Linked DNA regions of Mus musculus: region 2 is linked to region 1. The links are chromatin contacts, found by Hi-C or POLR2A ChIA-PET in ENCODE. All regions are on one chromosome and are shown on one strand. Each heading gives the region's core, a stretch centred on a gene start or an enhancer-like site at or near the end of the contact. The rest is flanking DNA. Distances are from core to core; before and after follow the strand shown. Region 1 holds the start of Myc (myelocytomatosis oncogene). Region 2 overlaps Pvt1 (Pvt1 oncogene).

Region 1 (6,151 bases), core at 2,039-4,538:
ACCCACCCTTATGCAGTTATTTGGGTTTAAATTTTCAACGTTTTAAAAAAAAAAAAAAAAAGTATTGCCGGGCAATAGTGACGCAGGCCTTTAATCCCAGCACTCGAAAGACAGAGGCAGGCAGATCTCTGAGTTTGAGACCAACCTGGATGGTCTAAGGCCTTGAACTCAAGAGATCTATCCACCAGCTTGTATCCCATTTAATTGAGTGATTTGTTTGCTCTCTCTCTCTCCCGCTCCCCCTCTCTCCCCCCTCTCCCTCCCCTTTTTCAGTTCTTTATTTATATTTGAATATTATCTCTCTCTCAGATGTGTACTTGGTGACGGTCTTTTCTACAAAGGATTATCTGTTTCATGACACGCCATTTATTAATCTGCTTGTCCCTGGAGCTTCTGTACAGTAGCGTGACCTGATCCTCTAGCTTCTCCATCCCAGATGATTGGGATTCAAGGCATTCATCACCACGCCTACCTAAAATTCCAACCTTTTAATAAAATGGCTCTCTAAAATATTTTGGCAAAGGAATCTCACTCTTTCTCTTCACTAATATAGTTCAACCACCCAATTCGTAAGCAGTCGGGCTGAGGGTGAGCATCCTTAAGAACATAAAAGCAAAATTTGGAGGCTCAAGATTCAGTTTAGTTGCTAGAGGGCTCACATAGCATGCCCTCCCCACCCGGGATTCCATTCTCATTTATCGAGGCATAAGGCCAGGTGTGGTGGGATATGTGCTGGGATGCATAAGATCTTTTATAAAGAAGAGGAAGAGGAAAAACAGTTATACAAAACTAATAAAACTGTGTGAGTTTCAGGCTAGCAAAGAATAGTCGTGAGAATCTCTCTCAAAAAAAAAACCCCAAAATAATAATAATGATAATAATGATAATAATAATAATAATAATAAAACAAGGCAATAATAAGCTAATGCTCCTGCCTTGCATTCTGACTCCTTTTGCCCAGTAAAATTCAATGCTCTGCTTTGACACGTCCAGCTTACAACACGACAAAGGTGTGAGACATGGGTGCTAAAACTTGTTCTATTGCCTTTCCGTTTCTGTTAGATCTCCTTCACTTGTATACCTGTGACTCATTCATTTTCCCCATCCACAACTAGGGCTCTGTTTTGGGTGACTGTCAGAAAGTAGGGATGGGTTCATCTACTCCCCCTCTTTGCAACTGAATAGCCACCTCTGAACCATTTTTTTCTCTAGTAATTTCTCTTCCTTTGCCTCCTTTGCAGCCTAAAAGAGTCATTTAAAGGATGACCGGAAGCTTGTCTTAGGCAAGGAAGCATCTTCCCAGAACCTGGAAACCCTGCAGCCCTGCCCCCATCCGACCTCCGCCCTCGTTGGCTTCGCAACGCTGTGGTCTCTGTGGCCAGTAGAGGGCACACTTACTTTACTTTCACAAATCCGAGAGCCACAACCCGGGTGGTGGGGGGTGAGGGGGCGGGGAAAGAGTCTCTGCAGCAAAACGCAGACTAGGGATTGGTGGCTCTTGGTGTTTGAGGCAAAATCCTAGAGGCTGTAGTCATTTTGCAATCCTTAAAGCTGAATTGTGCAATGAGCTCGATGAAGGAAGATACTATCATTCAACAGCTGAATCCTAAATTGCAAACTCAGTGGCTAATAACAACTTTGAACAATGAGCACCTTATACACGCTACTGTATTTTCTTTTCTTTCTTTTTTTTTTTTTTTTTTTTTTTTAAACCGGGTAGCAGTGAGAGAGGTTTCTTTAAGTGCCTTGGGGCGAGGAGTCCGGAATAAGAAGACTTCTTTGGGTTTTAAAGTGTAGGATAAGCAAATCCCGAGGGAATATGCATTATATAATAAATCTAGAACCAATGCACAGAGCAAAAGACTCATGTTTCTGGTTGGTTAATAAGCTAGATTATCGTGTATATATAAAGTGTGTATGTATACGTTTGGGGATTGTACAGAATGCACAGCGTAGTATTCAGGAAAAAGGAAACTGGGAAATTAATGTATAAATTAAAATCAGCTTTTAATTAGCTTAACACACACATACGAAGGCAAAAATGTAACGTTACTTTGATCTGATCAGGGCCGACTTTTTTTTTTAAGTGCATAATTACGATTCCAGTAATAAAAGGGGAAAGCTTGGGTTTGTCCTGGGAGGAAGGGGTTAACGGTTTTCTTTATTCTAGGGTCTCTGCAGGCTCCCCAGATCTGGGTTGGCAATTCACTCCTCCCCCTTTCTGGGAAGTCCGGGTTTTCCCCAACCCCCCAATTCATGGCATATTCTCGCGTCTAGCGCCTTGATTTTCCCCACCCCAGCTCCTAAACCAGAGTCTGCTGCAAACTGGCTCCACAGGGGCAAAGAGGATTTGCCTCTTGTGAAAACCGACTGTGGCCCTGGAACTGTGTGGAGGTGTATGGGGTGTAGACCGGCAGAGACTCCTCCCGGAGGAGCCGGGTAGAGCGCACCCGCCGCCACTTTACTGGACTGCGCAGGGAGACCTACAGGGGAAAGAGCCGCCTCCACACCACCCGCCGGGTGGAAGTCCGAACCGGAGGTGCTGGAGTGTGTGTGTGGGGGGGGGGGGGAATCTGCCTTTTGGCAGCAAATTGGGGGGGGGGGTCGTTCTGGAAAGAATGTGCCCAGTCAACATAACTGTACGACCAAAGGCAAAATACACAATGCCTTCCCCGCGAGATGGAGTGGCTGTTTATCCCTAAGTGGCTCTCCAAGTATACGTGGCAGTGAGTTGCTGAGCAATTTTAATAAAATTCCAGACATCGTTTTTCCTGCATAGACCTCATCTGCGGTTGATCACCCTCTATCACTCCACACACTGAGCGGGGGCTCCTAGATAACTCATTCGTTCGTCCTTCCCCCTTTCTAAATTCTGTTTTCCCCAGCCTTAGAGAGACGCCTGGCCGCCCGGGACGTGCGTGACGCGGTCCAGGGTACATGGCGTATTGTGTGGAGCGAGGCAGCTGTTCCACCTGCGGTGACTGATATACGCAGGGCAAGAACACAGTTCAGCCGAGCGCTGCGCCCGAACAACCGTACAGAAAGGGAAAGGACTAGCGCGCGAGCAAGAGAAAATGGTCGGGCGCGCAGTTAATTCATGCTGCGCTATTACTGTTTACACCCCGGAGCCGGAGTACTGGGCTGCGGGGCTGAGGCTCCTCCTCCTCTTTCCCCGGCTCCCCACTAGCCCCCCTCCCGAGTTCCCAAAGCAGAGGGCGGGGAAGCGAGAGGAGGAAAAAAAAATAGAGAGAGGTGGGGAAGGGAGAAAGAGAGATTCTCTGGCTAATCCCCGCCCACCCGCCCTTTATATTCCGGGGGTCTGCGCGGCCGAGGACCCCTGGGCTGCGCTGCTCTCAGCTGCCGGGTCCGACTCGCCTCACTCAGCTCCCCTCCTGCCTCCTGAAGGGCAGGGCTTCGCCGACGCTTGGCGGGAAAAAGAAGGGAGGGGAGGGATCCTGAGTCGCAGTATAAAAGAAGCTTTTCGGGCGTTTTTTTCTGACTCGCTGTAGTAATTCCAGCGAGAGACAGAGGGAGTGAGCGGACGGTTGGAAGAGCCGTGTGTGCAGAGCCGCGCTCCGGGGCGACCTAAGAAGGCAGCTCTGGAGTGAGAGGGGCTTTGCCTCCGAGCCTGCCGCCCACTCTCCCCAACCCTGCGACTGACCCAACATCAGCGGCCGCAACCCTCGCCGCCGCTGGGAAACTTTGCCCATTGCAGCGGGCAGACACTTCTCACTGGAACTTACAATCTGCGAGCCAGGACAGGACTCCCCAGGCTCCGGGGAGGGAATTTTTGTCTATTTGGGGACAGTGTTCTCTGCCTCTGCCCGCGATCAGCTCTCCTGAAAAGAGCTCCTCGAGCTGTTTGAAGGCTGGATTTCCTTTGGGCGTTGGAAACCCCGGTAAGCACAGATCTGGTGGTCTTTCCCTGTGTTCTTTCTGCGTCTTGAATGTAGCGGCCGGTTAGGACAGTCTTTCTTCCATTCCTGTGCTTTTGACACTTTTCTCAAGAGTAGTTGGGGTAGGCTGGGGTAGATCTGAGTCGGGGTAGAGCGACTTGTCAAGATGACAGAGGAAAGGGGAAGGGAAAAACCGGGATGCATTTTGAAGCGGGGTTCCCGAGGTTACTATGGGCTGACGCTGACCCGGCCGGTTGGACATTCTTGCTTTGCTACATTAATTGATATGTGTCCTTTGAGGGGTCAAACCGGGAGGTCGCTTCGTGGTGGCCAAAGAAAGCCCTTGGAATCCTGAGGTCTTTGGAGAAGGGATTACCTTTTGCGTTTGGGAGCGAGAAGGCTCCGTAGCTTCTGACTTACCAGTCTCTGAGAGGGCATTTAAATTTCAGCTTGGTGCATTTCTGACAGCCTGGGACCGACACGGAGGTGCGTCCCGCCCGCCAATCCCCGGCGGCGATCGCAACCCGTCCCTGAGCCTTTTAAGAAGTTGCTATTTTGGCTTTAAAAATAGTGATCGTAGTAAAATTTAAGCCTGACCCCCGCGGCACTAGGACTTGATGTTGGGCTAGCGCAGTGAGGAGAAGCAAAATTGGGACAGGGATGTGACCGATTCGTTGACTTGGGGGAAACCAGAGGGAATCCTCACATTCCTACTTGGGATCCGCGGGTATCCCTCGCGCCCCTGAATTGCTAGGAAGACTGCGGTGAGTCGTGATCTGAGCGGTTCCGTAACAGCTGCTACCCTCGGCGGGGAGAGGGAAGACGCCCTGCACCCAGTGCTGAATCGCTGCAGGGTCTCTGGTGCAGTGGCGTCGCGGTTTAGAGTGTAGAAGGGAGGTGTCTCTTATTATTTGACACCCCCTCCCCTTTTATTTCGAGAGGCTTGTGATAGCCGGAGACTGAGCTCTCTCCTCCAAGTCAGCAATCGGAAAGAAAAGCCGGCAAAGGAAGGAAGGGGGCGCGCTGGGGGTGGAGAAAGAGGAGGGCGGAGAGGGGCGGCGGCGCCGGCTGGGTAGGAGCGCGGCGACGGCGCGAATAGGGACTCGGACCCGGTCGGCGGCGCAGAGAGCCGGCACACGGGAGGGGGCCGAGCGACGCGGCGCCTCTCGCCTTTCTCCTTCAGGTGGCGCAAAACTTTGCGCCTCGGCTCTTAGCAGACTGTATTCCCTACAGTCGCCTCCCTCAGCCTCTGAAGCCAAGGCCGATGGCGATTCCTGGGCGTCTGCAGGGCTAAGTCCCTGCTCGAAGGAGGCGGGGACTCGGAGCAGCTGCTAGTCCGACGAGCGTCACTGATAGTAGGGAGTAAAAGAGTGCATGCCTCCCCCCCAACCACACACACACACACACACACACACACACACACACACACACACACACTTGGAAGTACAGCACGCTGAAAGGGGAGTGGTTCAGGATTGGGGTACGCGCTGCGCCAGGTTTCCGCACCAACCAGAGCTGGATAACTCTAGACTTGCTTCCCTTGCTGTGCCCCCTCCAGCAGACAGCCACGACGATGCCCCTCAACGTGAACTTCACCAACAGGAACTATGACCTCGACTACGACTCCGTACAGCCCTATTTCATCTGCGACGAGGAAGAGAATTTCTATCACCAGCAACAGCAGAGCGAGCTGCAGCCGCCCGCGCCCAGTGAGGATATCTGGAAGAAATTCGAGCTGCTTCCCACCCCGCCCCTGTCCCCGAGCCGCCGCTCCGGGCTCTGCTCTCCATCCTATGTTGCGGTCGCTACGTCCTTCTCCCCAAGGGAAGACGATGACGGCGGCGGTGGCAACTTCTCCACCGCCGATCAGCTGGAGATGATGACCGAGTTACTTGGAGGAGACATGGTGAACCAGAGCTTCATCTGCGATCCTGACGACGAGACCTTCATCAAGAACATCATCATCCAGGACTGTATGTGGAGCGGTTTCTCAGCCGCTGCCAAGCTGGTCTCGGAGAAGCTGGCCTCCTACCAGGCTGCGCGCAAAGACAGCACCAGCCTGAGCCCCGCCCGCGGGCACAGCGTCTGCTCCACCTCCAGCCTGTACCTGCAGGACCTCACCGCCGCCGCGTCCGAGTGCATTGACCCCTCAGTGGTCTTTCCCTACCCGCTCAACGACAGCAGCTCGCCCAAATCCTGTACCTCGTCCGATTCCACGGCCTTCTCTCCTTCCTCGGACTCGCTGCTGTCCTCCG
Region 2 (6,151 bases), core at 1,964-4,463, 270 kb after region 1:
TTTATCAGTCTGATACATTCCTAAAGGGAACAGTGCCAAGGTGGGAAAGACTGATTTTGGCCTTGTGGCTTTTAGTTCAGTTGTCTGGCTTTGTTGACATGGTCTAGTGTTCGAGAAGAACACCATGGCAGCAAAAGCAAGTAATAGAGTGAAATTACCCACTCCATGATAGCCAGAAGTAGAAATAGATTGTCTGCAATAACTGACTTCTTCCCCCTTTGTTTCATTGGGGCTCCCTGGCCATGGGATGGTACCTCTCCAGTTCAGAGATGGGCTTCTACTCTCTATGAATGGTGTCTCGAAATAACCTCACAAACAAATGCAGTTGTGTGCCTTACTAATCTTCCTGTGTATCTTACTTAGAAAGCTACTGGGCTTGAATTTGGCTCCTTCCATGTTACTGCAGACTTACAGAATGGCTCCGCATGCAGTACACCATACTGAATGTTACATGTGCAGTTGAAAGAATGTTCTGCAATTTGGGACGGAGTCTTCCATAAATATCCACCATGAGAGGCTGGGTATCTGACCTGATGAAGATTTGTTGGTGAAGGAAAGTGTTCTTTTATTGCTGTGATACTCAAATAAACCCACACTAGGACACAGGGCTGTCGCTCTCTCTCTCTCTCTCTCTCTCTCTCTCTCTCTCTCTCTCTCTCTCTCTCTCTCCTTTCTGGGTTTGGGAGTAGCAATATCATCAGTTTCATAGAACATCATCTCTTATAGTTTGTCTTCAGGATCAGAAAAGGCAACATCCAAGTGGGTGAAAAGTCATGGCCAGGAGACAGACTTTGTGCCAATGTGTTCTCCATGTGACCAAATAAGAAGAAAATGCCAGGAACTCTAAACAGACAGCCAGGACCAAGCGAAAACAGCTCGATATTTGCTAGAGGAAGATTCATTCACATGAATGAGGAGATGTTGTGTTATGACTCTGTCTCTTTCCTTATCACATTCACGTGATACTTATTCCAAGGCCTCCTGTCACTGTCCCGAGTTCTGTAGATGCTGTCCCAGAGAGAGCCATGAACTCTCATAGGACAGGAATTTATTTCTCAGTTATACCTTTGAATAAGGCATGCTCAATGTCTTTTCTCTTATACAGACAACCATGTAATTTTTGTGCTCTCAGTCTTTAGCAGAAGGGCTAAGGAGTGTCTTTTGTAAAAATACGAATCCTATTCACAAGGGCCTCAATTTCACGTTCTAATCAACCATGTTGACTTGAAGTTGAATAATGCTCCCGGGCAAACCCCCTGCCCCCTCCCTCTCCCCCCCTAGGCTCAGGTGTTTCTCAGTTGGCACTGCTTTGGGATGTTGTGGAACCTTTAGGAAATGCAGCCTTGACAGAAGGAAGTATGTCACAAAGCTGGGGGATTTTGAAAGTTCATAACTTACAGTTTCCTTTCTTGGCTTCTTGGGTGTGGATAAAGATGTGATCTTTCTGACTCCCGCTCCCTGCCATTGTGGAATCCCTGTCTGGAACTGTAACCCAAAATGACAGTCCCTTTTGTAAGTTGCTTTTGGTCATGATGTCTTATCGCAGCAGCAGCAGCAACAACAAAAAGCAATGAATATAGCTTCTATCATGGTTCAAATCTGACATGTAGCCACCAATAGGCTTATGTGTAAACGCTGGTCCCCATCCAAGAGTGCAGCCTTCCCAGACAGATCATTCAGATCACTGGAGCCTTAGGGAGGTATTAGCTGTCTAGAAGAGGTTGGTTAGTAAAGATGTGCTTTGAACCGAGTCACCGGGCCCTTGCTTCCCTCTCTGCTTTCTGATCTGACAAAAGCTGCTGCTCACACCATGAATACCACCAGCCACTGTACCTCTTTCTCTTTTAAAGGTCGAAATCCGTTAAAATCATGAGCCAACAATAAACATCTCCTCCCTCAGGCTACTCTGCAGGTACTCTGTCATAGTAACACACCAATTAACACACCACCAGAGCCTACCCAGACACATGCACATACACACACAAACTCACACAACGCATCCCACCCCCAGAACAGAGGTCAGTATTGTATCACATGGATATGGAGACATAGCATCCAGTCCCTAACTTATTTTTGTTATAGTTCAAGGATAAAAGGATTGCCCTGCCCTTCAATGTTTGCACAAGGGAGTATGGATATTTTAATACACAATTATGCAAAATAAGGTGAAAGAACAGAAGGGCAAAAAATGCTGGAGTAGGAGGGGTGACCAGGGACTGAACACACATTCCTGTAAGACCTTTGGAACTACTGTTAGGCTTGAACTTTAAAGGTTTCATCAAATTGAAAGCACTGCCCAGGGCTGGGTTGGGTCCTTGTGGGAGCACACAGGAAACTTCAGATCCAAAGTTAGTTTCATCCCACAGTGTGGGAGATGTCAGAGGCTGTGAGCCTGAGATCCTACACAAGTTACACAGGAACTACAGGCAACTACAGGATGCTTGTCAGTTATGAACAGCTGTATCTCCATCCACAATGCCAGCCTAGAACCTGTGGTCCCATTTTACCAATGAGACAAGGCTCCTTAGTGACATGCTTATCTGTGTATATGCATTCACTGTGCCAGCTCCAGCAACCCAACCTCATGTGGCAGTCACTGGAGCAGCCTAGAGTCTCACTTACATTCTACTATTATATAGCTTAAGGGACCCGTGAATCCTAATTTCTCACTTGTAAAATGGATATTTTTTTAATCATTCCCATATTTTATGGTAATTGTGTATATTTATCGGTGTGGTAAGGCATCTCAATACATGCAAACGTACAATTGGGGTCAGGCTAATGAGTTGTCAATCATCTCAAAAACATCATTGTGTATGGAAACAGTCACAACCTGGCGGCTCTCTTGTGATATGTTGTAGCTCCTCTTTCCTGTATGCTGCCGCAGAATGCTGGAAGTTGTTTTTCCTGTCCACTCACACCAAGGGCTTTCTGATGGTTAAAAAGGTGTATACAAGCCCCTGGGCCCATGTGCCTGACACATTAATCCACTGTGCATGTTACTTACTGAGATTATTATTAGCCCAACAGGACAGGGAGGAGTATTGGGGGGGGGGGGTCCCTGGGGTGTGATCACTCCTGTTTACTCTTTGGATGGTGCCTGCCTGGCCAGGGATCATGAGTTTGTTTTTCTGGTACGGAGGTTGCCCTGGTGTTCTGGAGTGACCCCACAGGGCTGACTGAGCTCATTATACAAAGCTGTGTGCTGGGTCCTGTCCAGCTCCATCCAGCCCCGCCTCCTTGCCTGCTAAGCCTGTGTGCCCATGAGCCTCAGGGCTGTCCCTAGCTAGCATTGTTTGCACTCTGGAAAAGCGTGCAAACCTTTATTCAGAACCATCCCTAAGTCTGCTGGCAAATACAGTTTCTTTCCCCTTCTGGGGGACTAGAAGGGGAAAAGCTTAGGTCTTCAGTGGCTCCAAGACAATTCTTTTACCTTCTCCACTTTCTTTTTCCTACAGGCTCGGCTCTCCAGTGTGGTTTTCCAACAGGAGTCAAATATTAAAGGACATGAGCGTGTTGGGGAAAAAGATGGATAGTGCTAAACAGCCTGAGTTCATCCTCACTATCCTCTTCATAAGGAGAGCAAGAACAACCCCGGAAATGGCTCATGCTTAAGGTTTCTAACCACGGTCACACCTACAACACACTGATTGACAATATAGGTTACAGTACACATGGCTCTGCTATTTGCTTTTTGGTCACTTTGATATTCCCTGGTACCTGGGAAGAAGGAATCTCCGTTGAGGAGTTGCCTACATTTGATTAGCCCGTAGGCATGTCTCTGAGGCCTTTTCATAGTTGCTAATTGATGGAGGACAGCTTAGCCCACTGTGGGTGGTGCCATCTCCTGGACATGGGGTCCTGGCTTATATCAGAAGGGAAGCTAAGCATGCGCCTGGGAGCAAGCCAGTAAGTAGGTCTCCTCCATGGTCCCTGTCTCTGCTCCTGCCCTTAATTTCCTCAGCGAATGACTGATGCAAACATGTAAGCCAAACAAACCCTTCTTTCCTCTCTGTTACTGTTGGTCGTGGTGTTTATCACAGCAATAGGAAAAAACACTAGGGCAGTGACGTATAAGAGTGCACTGTGCCATTGTGAGGATTCAATATCCTTAGCGATCTTCAGAAAAAGTTTACTATGGTGCCTGGAGCATTGTTATTTGCAGAGATCCCTAGTGGCTCCTGGGCCTCAGTTTCCCTGTCTTCATTCTGTCTGTATTATATAAGCATGGTGTCCATAGCTCTAGCTCTTGCTTAATGATTCAACTGAGTAGGTACAACCATGCTGACCAGCCATGACATGTCCTGCCTGGCCATAGCCTGGAGTTGGACACAGAAACAGGGGCATAGCTGCCTACTGTGTGTGGCACAGTGTGTGTCAAACTCCTGGAGGCAGCCAGGCAGCCATCTCTATATTCTTCCTATCAGAATTCCTTTCACAGGTCCAAGCCATCTTAAGATGGATAAAGGCCTGGCCTTCAGGCAAGGCTATGCCTGTCAGTTCCGAATCTCCAGCTAAGTGGACTTGCAGCCCTCCCTGTCCTCTGGATGTCTGCATCATTCATACAAGGGACACGTTCTCTTTAGAGAAGAGCGTCTTCTGGGCTTCTCCCAGGTTGGAAGTGTCCTCTACTTCTTTCTTCCTGGCAAAAGCACTGGCCTAAGCAGCTCAGGAACAACCTACAATAGAGGGAGGGCCTCTTACCTCGGATGGAAGTGGAAACATAGTCTCCACGTTGGAACTGAGTCTTGGTTATGCTCTGAGAAGTAGCCTGGATTTCTAAGATCTCATGCTCATCGTTTTCTCTGGAGGCCCAACTCTGTTCTCATGAGCCCTGGCACGTTCCCTACCAGCATCTTTGTTTCCTATCTGAGGAGTGCGGATGATGCTTCTCCTGGTAAGGGGTATGAATAGAATTCCTGCCTGTGTTCTATGTGCTGAATCCCAGAGCCTAGAGTAGGGCCTGGGCTCTGGCGATTGACTGGTAAACACTTGTTTTGGAAGAGATAGTAGAGTCTTTGGAGTTCCTGGCACAATCTTCTTGGATAGTTGCCTGTGCCCGTTCTAAACCAGGATCTGACTAATTACAACTCCTCCTGCTTGCATTAAAGTTTTATTGGAACATGGCGGTGTTCACGGTTTTATATGATGTCGTCGAGCTTCTTTGCTCCCGCACTGGTAAATTTAATAGTCATGAGAGAGATATGGCCGTGAAGCCTAAAATAAAAACTATGTGGCACTTGGTTACAAAAATTGGGCTCCTGTTTTACATATCAAGGCCACCTTGTCTGACAGTGATCATGGATTTTGTTTTTTCTTGCGCAGGTGCTTGGGGCAATTATAAGTCAGAAATCAGAAGTGAGCTGGTCACCTTGAGGTCCATATTTTGCTTGCTTTCTCTATGATAGTTAGAGTTTCATCGTCACTTTATTTTGTCCTTTTAACTCTGTCCTGGCCCTGTTCTCCCTTGTAAGGTGTTACTTTCATTTCTGTCTAAAGAGAAACTGAACCCACCTGTTAACTGCTGGCCTTTTCTTTAGGGACTGACCTTATGCCCTATAAGAGGGCCAGGGAACTAAAATGGACATAACACAGTAGAGTCTACTTCATAGATTCAAAGGCTGGGATGCTAGGAAGTCCAGGACAGAGTCCAGGAGAGAATAGAGAATATACAGAGTGCTCTTCTTTTCCAGCATCCCAAATGGCACCTTGGTCTTCTTGGAGTCAACTCCCCCATCATTAAAATGGCCACAACAATGTCCACTAATCTGGTTCTCATGGTGGCTGAAGCATGAGATGTCTATTGCTCAGAGCACAACAGAGTTGTTAGATAACATTTAGAATCTTTACTATAGTTTAGATGTGAGACGTTTAAAAAGATCTCTGCTATGTGCTCTTAATCTCTATAATGGTCAACAGCCACCACTGAGAGCTAATTAGGTAGGACCTTGTTTCTGGCCTAGTGAGGGACATCTTCCTAGGCTAAGAAGCATCTGTGAAGTACCTTGAGATCTGGTCCTGGAGGCTGCTTGTCCTGTTGCTAGCCAAGCAATCCTATGGGTCAGAGTCACAGCATAATATAGCTATTAGACAATTTTCTTTTTCTTTTTTCCCCCATCCAGAGAATAATAAGCTCTCAAGTTCCTCCACC

Evidence for each region. A loop is a pair of places that touch in the nucleus more often than their neighbours do. ChIA-PET counts read pairs that join two places held with the same protein, here RNA polymerase II (POLR2A).
Region 2: a loop to region 1 is called in a map of heart, with 3 times the contacts of the local background. The contact joins the enhancer-like site here to the promoter of Myc in region 1. A Hi-C loop is called at or near these places in 10 of 37 maps with a recorded cell type or tissue (CH12.LX, T-helper 1 cell, T-helper 17 cell and 3 more). POLR2A ChIA-PET finds 5 or more read pairs at or near these places in 1 of 5 experiments (Patski).

What each region holds. Positions count from the first base shown.
Region 1 is chr15:61,982,053-61,988,203 of GRCm38, forward strand. It overlaps Myc (myelocytomatosis oncogene), which reads left to right and starts at 3,289. Exons shown (of 3, transcript NM_001177352.1): 1 at 3,289-3,899; 2 at 5,455-6,151. The coding sequence starts at 5,470.
Region 2 is chr15:62,254,963-62,261,113 of GRCm38, forward strand. Pvt1 (Pvt1 oncogene) reads left to right here. Exons shown (of 5, transcript NR_132747.1): 5 at 3,459-5,253. Among named protein-coding and RNA genes, the nearest start is that of Pvt1, 220 kb to the left of the region's middle. Within about 2 kb of position 3,214, at least 2 of the 3 ENCODE cell types and tissues checked have a DNase peak (open chromatin) inside an H3K27ac peak, as active enhancers do; they include heart, where a contact is called at or near this core.